Linked DNA regions of Homo sapiens: all the other regions are linked to region 2. A link is a contact called in ENCODE Hi-C or POLR2A ChIA-PET data. All regions are on one chromosome and are shown on one strand. The core of a region is the stretch at or near the end of the contact, and the rest is flanking DNA. Distances in the headings are between cores, read along the strand shown.

Region 1 (3,685 bases), core at 851-3,350, 520 kb after region 2:
TGAAGTGGGAGGATCGCTGGAGCCCGGGAAGTCAAGGCAGCAGTGAGCCATGATCATGCCACAGCACTCCAGCCTGGGTGACAGAGGGAGACCCTGTCTCTAACTAACTAACTAAATAATTTTGCAGATCACTTTGTTGAAACAAACAACTACCTGATCCTCAGGTCCCCTTTTGCAACTGCCATTGCTGAATGGGAAAAGACTCCACAGGAAAATTAAATAGGCTGGATATGGTGGCTCTCACCTGTAATTCAAACACTTTGGGAGGCTTAGGCAAGAGGACAGCTTGATGCCAGGTGTTCAAGACAAATTTGGGCAACATAATGAGACCATATCTCTATTAAAAAGTTAAAAATTAGCCAGGCATGGTGGCATGCACCTGTAGTCCTAGCTACTCAGGAGGATGAGCCGGGAGGACTGCTACACTCCAGCCTGGGCAACGGTGAGAGACGCTATCTCAAAAACAAAAGCAAAAAAAGTCGTTGGCATCATTTATGCACATTTTTAAAAAGTTTCAAAACAGGAAACCAAAGAATAGGGGAAAAAACATAACAAAACAAAAAATTGTATCTATAAATAAATCAATGAAGTTTCTAGAGCAAGGGAAAAAAAATTCTCCCTCTTAGGTAATTCAGGAACTACTCTGAGACTTGACTACTAATTATTGCCTGACCATATGACTTGCACTTCTTACTCCACTATCCTCCCCTCTTACCTCTTTAATTATCTAGGTCCTATATAGCCATAAAGGCCAAATTCAAGTGCCAATTCCACTATGATGGTTTTGATGGCTTCACTACCTACACCAGCTCTTGTTACTTCTCTTCATTGTACAGACTGTAGATTCATTCATTTGGTTTCGTACATATATCTTATCATATTCCTCACTTTTTGTAAGCGTCTCCCCTTGAATCCTATGCTTTTTAAACTTCTTGAGGACAGGGGCAATTTCTTCCTTATTTTTGTCTAATTAGACCCATGAACACTGTAGATACTCAAGAAAGGTAATTAATTAGGTGGGAGGATCCTGCCAGTGCATCTTCTATTTCTAGGGGCCAGAATACGAGCACATGAACCTAACATGATCTAGACAAGATTTAGAGATGCAGTTGAAGATACTGACAAATATTGGAACAATCTACCACAAAGGTGATACTGAGTCACTATTTTTGCAGAGCTTTGTTACTAGTTTGCCTTAAATAATTCAGAGTTTGTCCTGAGGGTAGGGAGTGGATAACAGTGAATTTAATCTTTTAAATTTCCTTCAAGTTTTATGATCGTGACACGGGGGCAACAGGAGAAGAGAAAAAGTTTGGAAACCAAACACAAATGTTTTCAGATTCCTGCTAGGTATGTAAATGGCTAAGTCAATGCCGGTAGGGGTACTCATTCAGAAACACCCAGTGCCACTCTGTACGGGCCACTAAATTGGGCACTGCGGATATAAAGGTTCATTCCTCGCTTACTGTACCCACAGCTGCCAAGAAATGACCACTACAAAACAGTCGTTATAACTGAGGGAACAAAGCGCCAAAGCAGCAACAAAAAGGGGTTCTTGCTGCTTCGCGGGATAGGGGGCTGAGCAGCCTCACAAAGGCGACGTCCTCGCAGTCTGAAGAGGAGTGGGCAAGGCGGACGAGGGTGGGGCTCAAGCGTCCGTCCGGTAAAAGTGAGCTGGAAGAACCGAGGCCCAGCGTGAGGAGGAACCGCGAACTACTTGCAGAAGGGCGAACGTCTGCTGCTGAAGGTGGAGAGGGAGTACCAATGTACGAGGCTTTATAGAAATGGCCGTTTGGTAAAGGGCAGTGACTCTGGAGCTTTTTCTCTAGGGATCCCGCCCGTCCTCCCCGGTTGAGCCTCGGCCCCAACAGCCCAGTGCCTCACCCAAGTGCCCCGAGTCCTGCTTCCGCCTCCGCTGCAGCCTCTCCCGCAGAGAGTCCAGCTGCTTCTTGTGGGCCTGGATAGAGCTCCACGTGTCCGACATCCTAGTCTCCCAGCCCTGACACCTCTCGAATAAGGCGCGGCGGACTAGCACCTCCCAGCACTCGCTCCAGGATATAGCCAATTCTCACGCGGACACCCCGAAGGCTAACCGGAAAATGACCCCTGGAGCTGAGCAAGACAGAAAAGTCATTTCCGGTGTCGCGCTTTCTTGGAAGCTATAAAGAGCCACGTTAGGTGTTGGCAGAGCGGCCGGTATAGTCCTCATACCCGCTCTCTCATGCTTCCGGACACAGTGAGGCTGTGGTTGCCATGTTGGTGACTGGCAGAGCGGCCATGTTGCTTATAGACGCGCATGCGGCCATGTTGAATATTCGGAGAGGAGTCCTGAGAGTTGACTTGTGTTAAAGTAGCACTCGTAGAGAGCAACACCATATAGTACAGTTTTGGGGGTTTTTTTCTTTTTTTTTTTTTTGAGACGGAGTTTCACTCTGTCGCCCTGGCTGGAGTGCAATGGCGCGATCTCGGCTCACAGCAACCTCCACCTCCCGGGTTCAAGTGATTATCCTGCCGCAGCCTCCCGAGTAGCTGGTATTACAGGCGCCCGCCACCACGCCCGGCAGATTTTTTGTATTTTTAGTAGAGACGGGGTTTCACTGTGTTGGCCAGGCCAGTCTCGAACTCCTCACCTCGTGATCCGCCCTCCTTGGCCTCCCAAAGTGCTAGGATTACAGGCGTGAGCCACCACACCCGGCCATAGTACAGATTTTTAAGATGAAGGATCACTAGTTCCTTTTGACAGTTTGGTACTAACATACCTTTTCCACTGAAGGTGGTGTTGGTTTGTTTCCATGCGTTCATTTACAAAAAAATAAAAAACACAACGGTGGTCCCCAATCTGAGGTGAGGAGGGGGCGGTGGTGGGTGCGGGCATGCTTCTTTGTGTTGACGAGGCGTGGGGAAGTGGGGAGGGCTGATGAAGGAAAAATCCGAGAGGTCTTCAAATACGTGATCTCTCTCTTAGGCTAAATTTACAAAGTACGTGTAATCTATTAAAATCGGGTTCCGACACTAAGAGGGCTTTGAGGTCCTGGTTGCGTTGTGTTTTTTGTTATGAGAGCTACCTGCATGAGTGTGTTCAGTTTGTGAAATGTAATTGAGCTGAACATTTTGGTGTGCACTTTTCTGTATGTGTAGTAAACTTAAATACAAGGTTGGTGGTGGTGGTTTTTCCTACAATCCTTTCTTTCTTTCTTTTTTTGACACATTTTCTTTTTTTTTTTTTTTTGAGATGGAGTCTCACTCACTCTGTCACCCAGGCTGGAGTGCAATGGCGTGGTCTCAGCTCACTGCAACCTCCGCCTCCTGGGTTCAAGCGATTCTCCTGCCTCAGCCTCCCGAATAGCTGGGATTACAGGCGCGTGCCACCACACCTGGCTAATTTTTTTTATTTTTAGTAGAGACAGGGTTTCACTATGTTGGCCAGGCTGGTCTCGAACTCCTGACCTCGTGATCTGCCCCTACGATCTGCCCCCCTGCCTCAGCCTCCCAAAGTGCTGGGATTACAGGCGTGAGCCACCGAGCCTGGCCTGACACAGAGTTTCATTCTTACTGCCCAGGCTGGTGTGCAGTGGTGTGATCTCAGCTCACTGCAACCTCCACCTCCTGGATTCTAGCTGCCTCAGCCTACCTAGTAGCAGGTATTACAGGGACCTGCCACCATGCCCAGTTAATTTTGTATTTT
Region 2 (3,632 bases), core at 285-2,784:
AATAGTCTGGAGAGATATCAACAGGTATCAATTTAATTTAATGGTTCCATTCCTCAGATATCTCTAGGGCAGAGTCCTCAGCCCAGGGCACACACAGAATCACGACTCTGAACGTGAGCATTCTCACTGGAGGGGTAGAGGTCACTGTGGTGACCCTTTTGAGCACCCAGGAAAGATTCCCAGGTAAAAGGAGGACTGAGGAAAAGCTGGAAAAGAGGCAAGTGTCAGCCTAGGATGTGTCAGTGGGCCATGCATTCATCTACAGGAAGGGCGGTTCCGCCTGGAAGAGGCAGAGCGGCCCTTCTCCCCCTGTCCACCCATGTCTCCTCACCCCACCTCACCCCGAGATGAGGAGCCCTGAGAGAGCTGGCAGGCTGCAGTCGGTGAGGTCTGCAGATTTGGGGAAGAAGTCGAATAAGGTAGAGAACCACAGAAGGAAAGTCCAATTAGGGCGCTGGGGCCTGAGATCATCAGGCCCTAGCCTGATGACTCAGGAGTCTAGCCCTCCAGATGAACTGGCTGGTTCCACACACAGGTCAAGTGGATGTGCTGGGAGAACATCCTAAACCTGTAACGGAAATTAGGGGGCCAGGAGCCCACAGAAATCACACACTGGGTGAGCTCAAGTGTTCGGAGACTGAGGTAGCAGTTGTCCACTGTCAGGTCCCGAAAGTAGATATCGCCTTGCATATGCCATTTATCCTTCTGATGCTCTAGTGAATGAAGGTGTTGATGAGCTTGCAGACTCTGGAGACCATTCCCCTATGCTATATTATCACGTCACAATAGTGGCTGGACCCACCTGAGATTCTGCACCTCAGGTAATCAGACGGCTACTGTCTAAGTCCTGGGCCTGGGGGAAACACTCTGACGTAGCAGCAGACACAGGAGGGTCCCCGTCAGAACCATGTTTTCTGTGAAGTGGGGATCAGTCCTTTTCCCTGAAGTACCTAGCACATAGGTGTTCTCAGTAAGTGTTATGTTAGCTTACTAAGAAGACTGGTCTCATTTGAAGAGAAATTAACAAATGTAAAAAAATAAATAAACCTATTAACTAGGTTTAATATTTATCAAACTATTAACTATTCAATAATCATTTAACTATTAATTTCTGTTTTCTTCAGTCGCTTAAATCTGATTTTTCTCTTCTTTCCGTTACTGCAGTCTCCCTTTTTCACACAGGGAAACAACCCAAGACTCAGAGTTCTCCGCGGAGGAATGCAAAGAACACAGGAAGTCAGTACTCCCAGAAACAGTCTTTGCTGGCGCGCTCACACCCAACCCCATCCCGCCCCCGTCCCGTCCCGCCCCGCCCCACCCCACCCTCTTGATTTCTGGGGCCGGTGACCAGGCCCAACGCAGCCTTCAAGTCGGCCCAAACACGGTTTCTGCCTCAAGGATTATTTATATAACCATTGCTTATTGGCTGCTGGCAAACACTCGCTCTTCTCGTTGGCTGAAACTGTCGGGAGAAGTTCTGCGAAGGCTGCTCCTTGCGGCGTTGGGACTGAGGGTCACAGGCACCTGTATTTCCGTTTCCGGTTCGCCTCCGGAGCCATGGCGGCGGCACTGAAGTGTCTACTGACATTAGGAAGATGGTGCCCCGGCCTTGGAGTGGCTCCCCAGGCCCGGGTGAGTGCCTACATTCCCTGCTGTCGGAGAGACTCTGGATCTGCAGAGACATCTCCGCGCAGAGGAGGAGCGCTCCTGGCAGCCCCCGCCCTAGCGATTGCCAGCAACTTTCCTTTCTGCCAGGAAATCAACCTACCTTTCTCTGCCTGCAGGCGCTCGCCGCCTTAGTACCCGGAGTGACCCAGGTAGATAACAAGTCCGGTTTCCTGCAGAAGAGGCCTCATCGCCAGCACCCTGGCATCCTAAAGCTGCCGCACGTGCGGCTGCCACAGGCACTGGCTAACGGTGCCCAGTTATTGCTACTTGGTGAGTAACGGCGGGAAAGCGAGAAGAAACGGGACTGGACCTACATGCAAGTGATTCCGCTTTTCGTCTTTGGCCCATAGGGAGCGCTGGGCCCACTATGGAGAATCAGGTGCAAACACTGACCAGTTATCTCTGGAGCAGACATTTGCCTGTAGAGCCAGAGGAGTTGCAAAGACGGGCTAGGCATCTTGAGAAAAAATTCCTGGAAAACCCAGGTAGGACTTAAGAATAATTAAAAAGTGGGCGAGATTGAAATATCGGTTAGAAATGAAGAGTAAGAAATAATTCTACAATCTCTCAGATACTGAAGTCTCTTATTTGACTTTCTAACCAGAGCAGCAGTTGTTACAATGATGCCTTACTAAAAGAAGGTAGATTATTTTAGAGATTGCTTAGGTAAAGGTCAGAATGTCCCAGTATACTGTTTTTTGTTTGTTTGTTTGTTTTGTTGTTTTGTTTTTGCTTTGAGACAGAGTCTTGCTCTGTCACCCAGGCTGAAGTGTAATGCTCGATCTCGGCTCACTGCAACCTCCGCCTCCCGGGTTTAAGTGATTTTCCTGCCTCAGCCTCTTCAGTAGCTGGGATTACAGGCGTGCACCACCACACCCGGCTACTTGTATTTTTAGTAGAGACGGGGTTTCATCATGGTGGCCAGGCTAGTCTCGAACTTCTGACCTCAGGTGATCCGCCCACCTTGGCCTCCCAAAGTGCTAGGATTACAGGCATGAACCACCGCGCCTGGCTACCAATATACTGTTAAAATCTAGATATTTATTTTTTTCTGCAAGTCCACTGGATTAGGACCTTCTAAGTTTTTATTCAGGTAAAATAAAGTCCCTGGATGGTCCCTGCCCAGTACTGAAACCCTCTTCTGGGATAAGAGGGTAAATATAATTCATCAAGTTAGTTTCATGATTGTGAGCTCCTTGACACTACCATTTATTCATCTTGCATTCCCTGCACACCTCACAGTACCTGGCTCACAGTAGTTCAGTAGATACTTGCTAAATAGTACTGAACTGAACAGTCATGAGACGTAGATTTTCAGATTTCTTTCCTCTCCATAGGAATAGTGGAGATCATCAAAACCTTAAATTTTGGAGAAGTGAAGAAATCCAAAAAATAATGTCCTTGGCCTACCCTTTAAAAAAAATTTTTTTTTTTTGAGACAGAGTCTTGCTCTGTTGCCCAGGCTATAGTGCAGTGGTGCGATCTCAGCTCACCACAACCTCTGCCTCCCGGTTTCAAGTGATTCTCCTGCCTCAGCTTCCCAAGTAGCTGGGAATACAGGTGCACGCCACCACGCCTGGCTAATTTTTGTATTTTTCGTAGAGAAAGGTTTTCACCATGTTGGTCAGGCTGTTCTCAAACTCCTGACCTCGTGATCCGCCTGCCTCAGCCTCCCAAAGTGCTGAGCTTACAGGCGTGAGCCACCGCACCCAGCTTACCCTTTAAATTTGTATCACACTTTCCTTTAATATAAAACAAACCTGTGGGACAGGATTGGTTAAGCTGAATAAACCATTCTTATAAATAAAATGCTATCTGATACAATCTGTTAGTGGTAGTTGTTACCGTTAATTCTTGCCTGAAACTTTTCTCTAGGTTTGTCGTCTCCCTTGAGCTTTAAGGCTTTTCTTAGGTGGAGTCGGGGAGGACTGGGTGGGCAGTATATTCAGATATTGGATCTGAGC
Region 3 (4,151 bases), core at 1,643-4,142, 570 kb after region 2:
CGGCTTCAAGTGATCCACCAGCCTTGGCCTCCCAAAGTACTGGGATTATAGGCATGAGCCACTGCGCCTGGCATAGAGCTATATTTTAGAAGGTCAACCATTGAAAGTGTGGAAAATGATTTAAAATTGGAAAGAGACTGAATGGACAGAAGAGATACCAGAAATCCAGGCAAGAGATGAAGAGTGAGGCTGGCCACGGTGGATCATGCCTGTAATCCCAGCACTTTATTTATTTATTTATTTATTTATTTATTTATTTATTTATTTATATATATTTTTTGAGATGGAGTTTCACTCTTGTTGCCCAGGCTGGACTGCAATGGCACGATCTCGGCTCACCGCAACCTCCACCTCCCAGGTTCAAGCGATTCTCCTGCCTCAGCCTCCCTAGTAGCTGGGATTACAGGAATGCGCCACCATGCCCAGATAATTTTTTGTATTTTTAGTAGAGACAGGGTTTCTCCATGTTGGTCAGGCTGGTCTCGAACTCCCGACCTCAGGTGATCCGCCCACCTCGGCCTCCCAAAGTGCTGGGATTACAGGTGTGAGCCACCGCGCCTGGCCATTTTTATATTTTTTATAAAATAGAGACAGGGTCTCACTATGTTGCCCAGGCTGGCCTTGAACGCCTGGGCTCGAGTGATCCTTCCACCTCAGTCTCCCAAAGCATTAGGATTACAGGGATTACAGGTGCTCCCCATCATGCCCAGCTAATCCAGGCTGGTCTTGAACTCCTGACCTCAGGTAATCCACCTGCCTTGGCCTCCCAAAGTGCTGGGATTACACGCATGAGCCACTGCACCCGGCCACCAAGTTCACAACATTTGATAGTTAATATTATTACACTGTTCTGCATAGAGAACAAGAGGTGAGTGCTATAAGCAATGCAGATCAACTGCATACAAGTTCAGAGGAAGGAAAGGCCATTTCCAATTGGAGGGCAGGAGGGTGAGCAGATTAAATTAGAATAATGAAGAAGTCACTTAAATTGGGGATTTCAAAAGAACATAAGGGCCGCGCACGGGTGCCTGTAATACCAGCACTTTGGGAGGCTGAGCGGGGTGGATCACGAGGTCAGGAGATTGAGACCATCCTGGCCAACATGGTGAAACCCCGTCTCTACTAAAAATATAAAAATTAGCTGGGCGTGGTGGCACACACCTGTAATCCCAGCTACTCAGGAGGCTGAGAAAGGAGAATTGCTTGAACCTGAGAGGTGGAGGTTGCGGTGAGCCAAGATCGTGCCACTGCACTCCAGCCATGTGAGAGAGTGAGACTTTGTCTCAAAAAAAAAAAAAAAAAAAGAAAAAAGAAAAAAAAAAGTAAGATGAACATTTAGACGATAAAACTTAGAGAAGGCTTAGTGATCCGGAAGAAAGAAAGAAGCTTGTCACCTATCATTTGTAGAAGTGACAAGCAATAAAAATGTAAGCAAATAAATAACTACAGAATGAATGATAATTAAACAGGGTAGTGGGTCAGAAAGTGAAGAGAAAGAGTGGGGCTGGTGGTTAAGGAATTAGAGGGAAGACTTGATTCCATCTCAAGGTAGAAAGCTGTTCATATGCAGATCAACTGCTATCTGTGAATGGATACCCGAATATTGTCACAAACAAACTGAAATGCAAATACTCTTAGAAACTGGGGTATTAGTAATGCAAGTATGAAAAACATCTGATTTAAGCAGAACAACAACAACAAAACACCCTCATCATTCTTTGAATGACTTAATCTGTGAATGAAAACATTCACATCCTCATGATTTTGATGACAGAATAGATGATTTTTCTTTGTGCTGAGTTTGTTATCTCAAGCTGGAACTAAGTAAGGCTAGTCAAGGCCATCTGATTCTTATTGCTCATTCATTCATTCATTCATTCATTCATTCAACCAATATTTTACTGAGAGCTTGCTGTATGCGGAATTATGCTTTGCCTGGGGAATGCAGTGGAGGTTTTTTCCTTGGAGTTCTCTTACTCCAAAGGGCTTTAACCTTGGACAGGTTCTGACACTTGTCTGCTGACGTTTTTGTTTTGTTTTGTTTTGTTTTGTTGAGACAGGGTCTTGCTCTGTTGCCCAGGCTGGCAAAAAGATAACGGCTCACTGTGGCCTTGAACTCCTGGGCTAAGGCGATCCTCCCACTGCAGCCTTCAGAGTAGCTGGGACTATAGGTGTGAGCCACCATGCCCAGCTAATTAAAACAATTTTTTTTTTTTTGTGGAGATGGGATCTCCCTCTATTGCCCAGGTTGGTCTCAAACTCCTAGGCTCAAGTGATCCTCCTGCCTCATCCTCCCAAAATGTCGGGATTACAGGTGTGAGCCATGGTGCCTAGCCTGTTGATTTTTTTTTGGATAAGAGATAGAGAGGACCTGGTAATATACAAGGCCCAGAGTGTGTCCTAAGATGATCTATGGGGAGAGAACAGAGTATCCCTGACTGAAGAGTTTTGGAAACTATTTTAATGTTCCCCAATTTTATTTGAACTAAAAAACATTGTCTGCCTTTCACATTCCTTCGTGCACTCCACCTCACCACTGCTCCCCCGGCACCTGTTGGCCTCTTTTGCTATCCAAATTTACCAAATAAATCTTCCCCGCCTTTCTACCCATCTGCTGTTCTTCACAGCTTGTCTCTGGGCTCAGCCCCAAGCCTGGAGGGGCAGTAAATGGATTCAGAGTTGCTGCTCAAACATGGATTCCCATGGAAACCAAACGACTAAGAAAACAAATAGGGAGGAAGAGGCAGCCACTGCCTGACCTCTTACCCTCCCCCTCCAAATTCTTTTCGCTTTTCAGCATGAAAGCAAGCGCTTATTTGTATAACTAGTAGAAGGACATAACCTGACCCCTCCCCCCACCCCCAAATTCTTTAAGAATCTCTCGTTCGACAATGAGTAAATGAAAGACAGTGGGACATCGCCACCTGGTGGTAGAAATGCCAAAATACTTAAGAAGAGAGAACTCAATTAACAAGTGAAAGCCTGCGATACAGGCCAGTAAGTATACAAAGAAGTAACATTCAGATACAAAAATAAGATACAAAGAAGTAACATTCAGAAGCCACTCCTAGGAAACTGTTTAATTGTGATGCAGTTAGTACTTGTTCCTTCTCACATATACAGATTTAAATATCATCTTTATGTTGGTGAATTTTTATTTTTATTTTTTAAAAATTTTATTTATTTATGTATTTATTTTTGCGACGGAGTCTCACCCTGTCGCCCAGGCTGGAACGCAGTGGCGCAATCTCGGCTCACTACAACCTCCGCTTCCTGGGTTCAAGCGATTCTCATGTCTCAGCCTCCCGCGTAGTTGGGGATTACAGGCACCTGCATTATGCCCGGCTAATTTTTGTAGAGACAGGGTTTCACCATGTTGGCCAGGCTGGTCTTGAATTACTGACCTCAGGTGCCTCAGCCTCCCAAAGTGCTGGGATTACAGGCGCGAGCCACCACGCCCGGCCGAATTTTTTTTTTTTTTTTTTTGCATCCAATTCAAATATGGGAACATGAGGTTTAGTCTTATCTCTCCCAACTCCATACCAGATTTTTTTTTTGTTTGTCTGTTTGAGACGGAATCTCACTCTGTCGCCCAGGCTGGAGTGCAGTGATGCAATCTCAGCTCACTGCAACCCCCACCTCCCGGGTTCAAGCGATTCTCTTGCCTAAGCCTCCCGAGTAACTGGGACTAATACACGCACACGCCACCATGCCCAGCTAACTTTTGGATTTTTAGTAGAGATGGGGTTTCACCATGTTGAGCAGGCTGGTCTCGAACTCCTGACCTCAGATGATCCACCCGCCTCGGCCTCCCAAAGTGCTGGGATTACAGGTGTGAGTCACTGTGCCCAGCCATATTAGATATTTTTTATCTGAACGTCATGCTGTTGCTACAGATTCAGTGGAGTTGGACAGTACTTTTCTCTTCCCGTCCTTTCCCTTCCATAGGGTAGCATTTGCTGGCTTACAAAGGAAAAGCAGAAGCTTTGCTCCACTATCTTGTCTTGTCTTGTCTTGTCTCTTTTCTTTTTCTTTTTTTTTTCGTCTTCTGTTCAGATAGTCTCACTCTGTCACCCAGGCTAGAGTGCAGCCGTGTTATCATGGATGGGTTACTGCAGCCTCTAATTACCTGGCTTGAGCAATCCTCCCAC

Evidence for each region. A loop is a pair of places that touch in the nucleus more often than their neighbours do. ChIA-PET counts read pairs that join two places held with the same protein, here RNA polymerase II (POLR2A). Pooled maps may share reads with other maps.
Region 1: a loop to region 2 is called in a pooled map, with 9 times the contacts of the local background. The contact joins the promoter of METTL3 here to the promoter of METTL17 in region 2. A Hi-C loop is called at or near these places in 1 of 37 single-sample maps with no recorded cell type and 8 of 50 pooled maps. POLR2A ChIA-PET finds 5 or more read pairs at or near these places in 1 of 52 experiments (HepG2).
Region 3: a loop to region 2 is called in a pooled map, with 2.9 times the contacts of the local background. The contact joins the enhancer-like site here to the promoter of METTL17 in region 2. A Hi-C loop is called at or near these places in 1 of 168 maps with a recorded cell type or tissue (GM11168) and 1 of 50 pooled maps. POLR2A ChIA-PET finds 5 or more read pairs at or near these places in 2 of 52 experiments (WTC11 and activated B cell).

Annotation. Positions count from the first base shown.
Region 1 is chr14:21,509,240-21,512,924 of GRCh38, forward strand. METTL3 (methyltransferase 3, N6-adenosine-methyltransferase complex catalytic subunit) reads right to left here and starts at 2,101. Exons shown (of 11, transcript NM_019852.5): 1 at 1,885-2,101. The coding sequence starts at 1,984. RefSeq lists an enhancer at 2,144-2,383.
Region 2 is chr14:20,988,446-20,992,077 of GRCh38, forward strand. METTL17 (methyltransferase like 17) reads left to right here and starts at 1,535. Exons shown (of 14, transcript NM_022734.3): 1 at 1,535-1,632; 2 at 1,785-1,938; 3 at 2,019-2,153. The coding sequence starts at 1,558. RefSeq lists a silencer at 1,182-1,311 and an enhancer at 2,062-2,111.
Region 3 is chr14:21,554,864-21,559,014 of GRCh38, forward strand. No RefSeq gene overlaps it. Among named protein-coding and RNA genes, the nearest start is that of OR10G3, 23 kb to the right of the region's middle. RefSeq lists enhancers at 2,689-3,232, 3,233-3,776 and a silencer at 3,795-3,981. Within about 2 kb of position 2,893, at least 21 of the 41 ENCODE cell types and tissues checked have a DNase peak (open chromatin) inside an H3K27ac peak, as active enhancers do.